Regions from separate parts of the Homo sapiens genome. Here region 2 is linked to region 1. The links are chromatin contacts, found by Hi-C or POLR2A ChIA-PET in ENCODE. All regions are on one chromosome and are shown on one strand. Each heading gives the region's core, a stretch centred on a gene start or an enhancer-like site at or near the end of the contact. The rest is flanking DNA. Distances are from core to core; before and after follow the strand shown.

Region 1 (4,296 bases), core at 1,061-3,560:
AGGCTGAGGCAGGAGAATCACTTGAACCCGGGAGGCAGAAGTTGTAGTGAGCTGAGATCACGCCATTGCACTCCAGCCTGGGCAACAGAACGGGGACTCTGTCTCAAAAAAAAAAAAAAAAATTACTCATACTCTAACCTCACTTCCACACACACTTTCCCCCTCCCTTCTGTTCTCTTTCATCATTTTCATTATCTCTATTTCCGTTTTACCTTTGGGTCCCCTTTTCTTTCTGGTCAGAACCTCATGTCATGGTGTCTGTCAGTTTCTAGTTCATTTTAGAAATTATTCTTGGTGAATCCCACATAACGATGTATCTTTGCTGCTTGGATTTCCACTATATTTAGTTAATGGATACTTAAGTAACAGTGTGATAAGGCTGGGGTGCAGCGGCTCAGGCCTGCAATCCCAGCGCTTTGGGAGGCTGAGGCAGGTGGATCACTTGAGGTCAGGTGTTCGAGACCAACCTGGCCAACATGGTGAAACCCCATCCCTACCCAAACAAAAAAAAAAGAAGTAGCCAGGTTGGAGGATCACAAATTCAGGAGGCGGAGGTTGCAGTAAGCCAAGATTGCACCACTGCCCTCCAGCTTGGGTGACAGAGTGAGGCCCTATCTCAAAAAAAAGTAACAGTGTGATAGAGGAGGCAGCATACCTTTATGAATAACAGTGAAATTGTGTGATGGAATAAAATGGTAAAATGAAGATGCTTATCGTGGAAGTCCACTAGAAATCAAAAGCAGAAGGAGGCCAGGCAAGGGCGCCTGTAATCCTAGCACTTTGGGAGGCCAAAATGGGAGGATTGCTTGAGCCTAGGGGTTCAAGACCAGCCTGGGGAACATAATGAGACCCTGTCTCTACTAAAAATACAAATAAAAAATTAGCTGAGTGTGGTGGTACATTCTTGGAGTCGCAGAGGTGGGAGGATCACTTGAGCCCAGAAGGTTGAGGCTGCAGTGAGCTGTGATCATGCCACTGCACTCCAGCCTGGATGACAGAGCAAGATCCTGCCTCAAAAAAAAAAAAAAAAAAAAAAGGCAGAATGAAGATAGAAGTACACATGGGTTGGTTACCTTCTCTCAGACAAGAAGCTGAACATTAAGATCATATTCTGTCATCAGCATGGAAGGTGGGATGGAAGGTGGGGGATACAAACAGAGAAAGTGTCAGGGTGCAGGAGAGAAGAAGCAAGTTGTCCAGTCTTTCTCCCTTTAAAAAAAAAAAAAAAAAAAAGTAAAACCTAGCTCTGCCACCTGGGTGAGCAAATCTACATGAAACCTTGTAATGCATGCTCTTGCCTGCTTTCAAAGGAGGCCCAGTTACTATCCAGGAGTCTGATTAGACTTGCAAATTCTCCCCTCTGGAAGGATGCCCCCAGTAGGGAGAACTCTGGAGCAAGGGTCCTGTCCTTCCTGGACTCCTATAGAACAGGGCTGGCTGGGCAGTTAGGTTACTCTGGGAGGATAGTTCTTTTCCCATACCTTAGAAATGAATTTTTGTTATACAAGAATTGAGACGACAAGCCTAAGGAATCATTTAAAGAGGAAACCACACCCCCCATTTGTATAGTAACTTAGTTTTACCAGATACTTCTTCCATATACGTTATCTCTGATTCTCCATCCTGGCCGCACATTACAATCATCTGGGGAGCGCTCAGACACCAGGAACCTCACCAGAACAATACAGTTGAAATCACGGGGTGGGGTCAGTTGGGTGGGGCCCACTTCTTTCCCCCTTGATTTTAATGTGTAGTCAGGGGTGAGAATCCCTAAGAAATATAACTTCCTTCTCGTCACTGGGCTGCAGAAACCTTAAGGTGCACCTTCTCCTATACAATAAATGAGTTTCAGGAAAATTAAGTAGCAATTTTTTTATCTCCTTGCAGGTGAAGGGCCTTCACTAAAACCAAAAATAAATCTTGGGCTAGCAATCTGCCTTACAAAAACAAGTCAGTTACTAGTGGTTTCATTTGTAAAAAGGAATTATTCGAGCCCTTGGAATATTCCTATTTTTAAAATGTGATTAATGTGTTGATCCTGGTCTGGGGTTTCCCATGAATGACGAGCACTTATTCCTTGGTGAGCAAATGTCCCAACGGTGCAGCGCGTGGCCAGGATTGGAGGTCGTCCAGGCAGCCCCTGCCTCAGGGCGTTTTTTGGCAAGGAAGGGAACCCCACCATGCCCGGCGCTGCGCCGCGGCTGTAGCCCTGGGCCCATCTGTCCCTCGCCGGCAACGTTAGTCAGCACATTCCTGGGGCTCCCGCTGCTCTCGGCGCCACCTGCCGGGGGACGCCGGAAGCTCAGGAGGCTGTGGCTGTCGTGGGGCACCACGGGTTCTGACGCTACTGGAGGGGTGTCCATGGCAACCGATGCCGCGTGAGGATTTCCGCTGTTTGCTGCCAGCCAATAGCAGTGGGTGTGACGGAGGCAGCCTTCGGCATCTGAGCCCTCAGCATCCATTAGACGGGCTCGGGTCCCGTCGCTGCCGCAGTGGGCGGGGCTGACGCGGTGGCTGAGCTGTCTGGAGCGGTTTCTCTAGGGAAGGCAGGCGGGCCGGCGGGCGGGGCGCACTTGCGGTGTCGGCACAGGTGACTAATTGCTCGGTAGACCTGAAGCCAAAGAAGAAGTGCTGGTCGCAGCAGTGGCCTGAGCACTTTGCAAGTGGGATCCACCTGTTCCTTTTTCTGGCCGCACTTCGGTTAGTGCGGTCGGTGTTGTGAAGCTCGAGCTAGGCGGCCTCTGCAGGCGGATCCTCTAGCTGCCCTTGAGCCCTGCACATTAGTCGCTGGCCCTGTACAAGGAGCATGCTTTTGTTAGCTTTGCTGTTTTGAGTGCTTAAGGGAGCGATTAATGAAGGCAAGGGCTAAATAATACACGTTTCTGCAGTTGGGCAACCAGGGCTGCCTCTGCAGAGGTCCTTCCACCTTTATTCCCGTTCCCCTGCCCTCGAAAAAAATTAATTTTCTTTTGCATTGAACAGCCGTGATTTAGGAATGTTGGGAAAGGTGAACAAAGTAATACGTGAAACACAAATGTGAAAATAAAAAAATGCAAAATAATGTCGGAGGAGTTACCCATCAGTAATCATCACCCAGAGATAACCAACTAGACATTTTTGTGCATATCCTTGAACACACAGGCAGTTTTTTGTTTTGTTTTGAGACAGAGTTTCGCTCTTGTTGCCCAGGCTGGAGTGCAGTGGCGTGATCTTGGCTCACTGTAACCTCCGCCTCCTGGATTCAAGTGATCTCCTACCTCAGCCTCCTGAGTAGCTGGGATTACAGGCAGCATGCGCCACCACGCCCGGCAAATTTTTGTATTTTTAGTAGAGGCGGGGTTTCTCCTTGTTGGTCAGGCTGGTCTCGAACTCCCAACCTCAGGTGATCCGCCCACCTTGGCCTCCCAAAGTGCTGGGGATTAGAGGCGTGAGCCACAGCACCCTGCGGACACAGGCAGTTTTTGTTTTACAAAACTAGTATTATACTAGACCTTGTTTTCTGGTGCTTTTTCCACTCAGCAATATGTTATGAACTGTCAATAAATATTCTACCTCATGGTTTTTTGTGGGGTTTTGTTTTTATTTTTTTGAGACGGAGTCTTGCTCTATTGCCCAGGCTGGAGTGCAGTGGCACAATCTGGGCTCACTGCAAGCTCCACCTCCCAGGTTCAAGCGATTCTCCTGCCTCAGCCTCCCGAGTAGCTGGGATTACAGGCACCTGCCACCACACCCAGCTAATTTTTGTATTTTTAGCAGAGATGGGTTTTCGCCATGTTGGCCAGGCTGGTCTCGAACTCCTGACCTCAGGTGATCCTTCCACCTTGGCCTCCCAAAGTGCTGGGATTACAGGCACGAGCCACCGCGCCTGGCCACACTTTATGGGGTTTTTTTGTTTTTTTGAGACGGAGTCTTGTTCTGTCACCCAGGCTGCAGTGCAGTGGCGCGATCTGGGCTTACTGCAAGCTCCGCCTCCCGGGTTCACGCCATTCTCCTGCCTCAGCCTCGCCAGTAGCTGGGACTACAGGCACCTGCCGCCATGCCTGGCTAATTTTTGGTATTTTTAGTAGAGACGGGGTTTCACTGTTAGCCAGGATGGTCTCAATCTCCTGACCTCGTGATCCGCCCGCCTTGGCCTCCCAAAGTGCTGGAATTACAGGGGTGAGCCACCGCACCCGGCCTACTTTATGGTTTTTACTGGTGACTGTATTCCATCCCATCATTCATGACCACTTGGCTACTCTGACTAGCTAAGCTATAGTGATCACCACTGTGTGGCTATCTTCGCACACCTCTGTA
Region 2 (4,296 bases), core at 1,797-4,296, 380 kb before region 1:
GAAGAGAGGATTCTCACACTTGTGTGCCTGATAAAAAAGAGACTCGACGAAAACCACAAAGGCCATTGCAATCTGTTTTTTTTTTCCCTGTCACCAGGCTGGAGTGCGGTGGCGCAATCTCGGCTCACTGCAACCTCCGCCTCCTGGGTTCAAGTCATTTTCCTCCCTCAGCCTCCCGAGTAGCTGGGATTACAGGCGCCCGCCACCGTGCCCAGCTAATTTTTGTATTTTTAGTAGAGACAGGGTTTCACCATGTTGGCCAGGATGGTCTTGATCTCTTGACCTCGTGATCCACCTGCCTCGGCCTCCCAAAGTGCTGGGATTACAGGCATGAGCCACCGCGCCCGGCCAGGCCATTGCAATCTTACACAAAAAATACTTCTGCAAGGACATCCGCCCAGTGACTATCTGTCCAACCTTAGACAAGCGTCAGTCTTGTTATTAATCTTTGAAGCCAAGGATAATTATTTCAAAAAGACTATGGAATCCTCACTTACAAACCTCTGTCTTCCTTTATCTCCCTAGATACCCACATAGTTTACAATGGCACGTGTATTCCCATTGCAAAGCCCTGTTCCCAAATCAATCTCTTTTCTTTCAAGAGAGCCCCTCTCTGTTTGTTATTTAAGTTGACACTATCTTGAAGGTCAAATCAACGAGCTCTGTGGGAAGAGAGGTAGTGTCAATTTCCAGAACATTCCACCAGCTAGGACTCTGAGGGGAGCTTACCTTGCCTGCCCCAAACAAGTGGCAGCCCTTGACAGCTTCAAAAATGTTGGGTGAGATGTCGGGCTGGGCAGGCAGGTGGGACTGGGCCAGGGACTGTTTCACTTTCTTCACGTCCACAAGACACAGTGCCCGCTCTTCTCCTGAACAGGAAAAGGAACAACCTCTCGTCAGTGTGAAGCCGTTAAGTAAAGGTACGGGATGGTGGTTCTAGTTCTAGTCACAAGTAAAAGTCACAAGAGGCCACACAGATGATCTGAGTTTTCCACAAATCCATATAAACACATTTTAGGTCCATGATTTATTTATTTTTTTTTTTTAAATTTTTGAGACAGAGTCTTGCTCTGTTGCCCACACTGGAGTGCAATGGTACAATCTCGGCTCACTAAAACCTCTGCCTCCTGGGTTCAAGCAATTCTCCTGCCTCAGCCTCCTGAGTAGCTGGGATTACAGGTGCATGCTACCACGCCTGGCTAATTTTTTTTTGTATTTTTAGTAGAGATGGGGTTTCGCCATGTTGGTCAGGCTGGTCTCAAACTCCTGACCTTGTGATCTGCCCGCCTCAGCCTCCCAAAGTGCTGAGATTACAGGCGTGAGCCACCACGCCCGGCCCAAGTCCATGATTTAAATCTAAGACAATAACATTTGGCCTTTTAGTCAAGATTCTGAGGAGGGTGGAATTCTGCAGACATAAAATTGGAGAATGTGAACTGTACTTTCAAACATGCTCCCCAGCAAAGTAAAGAACGAATGTGTGAGGGAGGAATGAGGAGGCATTCTATGAAAAAACAGACTTGGACTATCCAAATATGTGGATGTCAGGAGAGACAAAAGGCTGAGGAACCGTTCAGATTAAAGGAGACTAGAGAGACATGATTAAATGCAATGCAAATTCTGGGACATTATAGAAGCCACAGGTAAAATCCAATTATGGGCAGCATAGCGGATACTTGTATTATAGTAAGGGTAAATTTCCTAAATGCAGAAATTATAGTATGTGAAACTATTCTATATGATACTCTATGTGTGGATACATGTCATTATATGTTTTTCAAAACCCATAGAATGTATACCACCAAGAAAGAACTCTATAATGTAAACTGTAGACTTGGGGTGACAATGATGTGTCACTGTCAATGTGTCAATGTAGGTTCACTGACTCTAACGAACGTATCACTCTGGTGGGGGATGTTGGTAGTGGGGGAGGCTATGCATATATGAGAACGGGGGTATATGGGAACTCTCTGTACCTTTCAATTTTGCTGTGAATCTAAAACTGCTCTAAAGAATAAAATAAGGAAGAGAGGAAGAGACGGAGGAAAAAGAGCTGAGATTAAGAAAGGCCAGTTCTTGTCCATAGTATGTCAGTCCCCGGATCCAGCCATGCCTGAAACAAGACCTAACTGTTGTTGTTTTGAACACTGAATCGATATATTACTCTTTTCCCCTTTAAAAATAATGTCACTAACACAGACAGAGAGAAATAAACTGTACCCTGGTTATGTGACAGAATGTCTTCAATCCTTAGGTTGATATACTGAAGAACTTGGCGTCATACCTGCAACTAACTCTCAAATGGTTCAGGAAAGAGAGAGAGAGAGAGAGAGAGAGAGTGTGTGTGTGTGTGTGTGTGTGTGTGTGTGTGTGTGTGTGTGTGTGTGTTAAGAAGACAGAGAAAAAAATTATGACAAAATATTAGCAAATGGTGACTTGAGAGAGATCACAGAGTTAACAGAGCAAGCAAGCTCTCAGAAGGTCAGGGCCCACGGTGGTTTCGTTGCAATCAGGACAAAGGGTTTGGCTTTAGATAGTCTTCGAGGCTTAGCACTCTTCACTTGGCCTAACAGTGGGATGTTCTTTGGGAATGTCAGACTGTGCTAAACTGGATACTGGAAGGGAACTGAATCTGGACAGAGGGGGTCCATTAGCTGAGGCTTGGGCATCTATGGGGACACAGAGATAAGAGCTACAACGGCTCCTCTCTACTATTTTGTGTTTTACGAGCATGAAACGTGGCTTCAACATATTGGCTCCCTTGAAAGTAAAGAAAAAACACCATGTCCTTGGCCTCACACCTGCTATCATGAGTAGCTTCTCCAGGTCCTTGATAATATAAATTTGGAAGACTGCTCCAATTCCTGGGACATGGGTTAGGGAGTTTTTCAAGACATTCAGGGCGTAGAGCCCTTCCTCGGTGCCCACCAACACCACCTGCAAGGGCAGAAGTCCGAAGGCAGAACATAAGCACGGTCACGTCACCAGAACAATCTCTAGTAAGAGCAACAAGGCCTCCACAGCCCTTTCTTTCTTGATGGGGTGTGGCTGTAACCAGACACCAGCTGGCCGTGCCCATGCAAGCATTACCTGGTCACTGAAGGGCAGCGTGCAGTTCATGTCTAGACGGTCATCACCTTCCAGTTTCAGCAGGGAGTTTCCAAGCAGTTTCTTTTCATAGGTGAAAGAAAAGAAAAACAGAAGACATCGTGAGGCTGATCTGTTTATGACCAAACCATCCAGAGAAACCAAGAGAAGGTTAAGGCCAAGTTATTCCTGGAAATGCTCAGAAACGCACATATGCTCTTAGCTCAGCCCGTATTTTGATCTGAGCTCCAAATGCAAAATGCGAGTGCTATTGGTATCTCTGGGGCAGCTGTTAATTAGCATCTGAGTTATAATTTGGCTGGGATGCAGAAATAAGGGAGGGTAGTAGACATGGAAAGCTATTCTGTAATAAGAAATAAGCTGAAGCTAAGGAGATTTCACCTGCGCAGGGTTAATAAGACACATGAAAGACTCCTTCCCCCATAAGGCTGCAGCAGAAGTGCAAAGGCGCCGTGTTAGCAGCGAGCCAGCACGCCTCTGCATCTCTTTACCTGAACCCAGGCAGGCAGAAGCTCGTAAGAAACACAGTCGCGGGCCTATTGTACACATATTAACAAGGATTTCAGTAAAAGCTCACGTGTGAAACGACCAACAAGTCATCCAAACAGGTCTAACCACTGAGTAAAGCCCTTTTCAGGAGGCTTGTGGTTAAGAATCTGCCAATTGCTAACACATAAAGTGTTTATTAGGAGTGAAGAGTCTGAAAAGAGCTGTTTGGTCTTCGCTGGAGCAAACGTCAATGAGCAATGAGCACTGTTTGTATCCTGGAACATTTTAGGTGGGGTGATGCCAATCACAGCACACCTACGTTTCTAACAGCTTAAGGATAAGTAGGACTCCAAACCTGCCTACGGAAGAGCAAATACTGCAAAAACAACTGAGATGCTTATGAAAAGCCTTCCTGGAGGGGACACAGCTGCCGGCAGCCTATTGTGCTGCTTCGTGGCCAAAGTGCTTCTAACTCAAGCCTTCAAACCAGACAAACTCATTTGAGTAAACAGGAGAGAGGATTTCCTTATAAGTACATTTGCTGCTGCATCACCACAACCAAGGTCTACAATGCCACCAGAGTAGGCTACTGATGCCGATTCCCCCATTCTTTTTCCTTTGCTTTTACAGTCCATGCCTCGCTCTGTTGCCCAGGCTGGAGTACAGTGGCACAATCGTAGCTCACTGCAGCCTCAAACT

What was found. Hi-C counts contacts between places; a loop is a spot of excess contacts on that map. ChIA-PET counts read pairs that join two places held with the same protein, here RNA polymerase II (POLR2A). Pooled maps may share reads with other maps.
Region 2: a loop to region 1 is called in a pooled map, with 2.5 times the contacts of the local background. The contact joins two enhancer-like sites. A Hi-C loop is called at or near these places in 5 of 50 pooled maps. POLR2A ChIA-PET finds 5 or more read pairs at or near these places in 2 of 52 experiments (HEK293 and MCF 10A).

Annotation. Positions count from the first base shown.
Region 1 is chr12:120,084,786-120,089,081 of GRCh38, forward strand. All of the region lies in intron 8 of BICDL1 (BICD family like cargo adaptor 1), which reads left to right. Among named protein-coding and RNA genes, the nearest start is that of RAB35, 30 kb to the right of the region's middle. RefSeq lists an enhancer at 2,540-2,619. Within about 2 kb of position 2,311, at least 21 of the 41 ENCODE cell types and tissues checked have a DNase peak (open chromatin) inside an H3K27ac peak, as active enhancers do.
Region 2 is chr12:119,707,450-119,711,745 of GRCh38, forward strand. CIT (citron rho-interacting serine/threonine kinase) reads right to left here. Exons shown (of 48, transcript NM_001206999.2): 38 at 3,091-3,171; 39 at 2,802-2,937; 40 at 730-869. Among named protein-coding and RNA genes, the nearest start is that of MIR1178, 4.1 kb to the right of the region's middle. Within about 2 kb of position 3,047, at least 4 of the 41 ENCODE cell types and tissues checked have a DNase peak (open chromatin) inside an H3K27ac peak, as active enhancers do.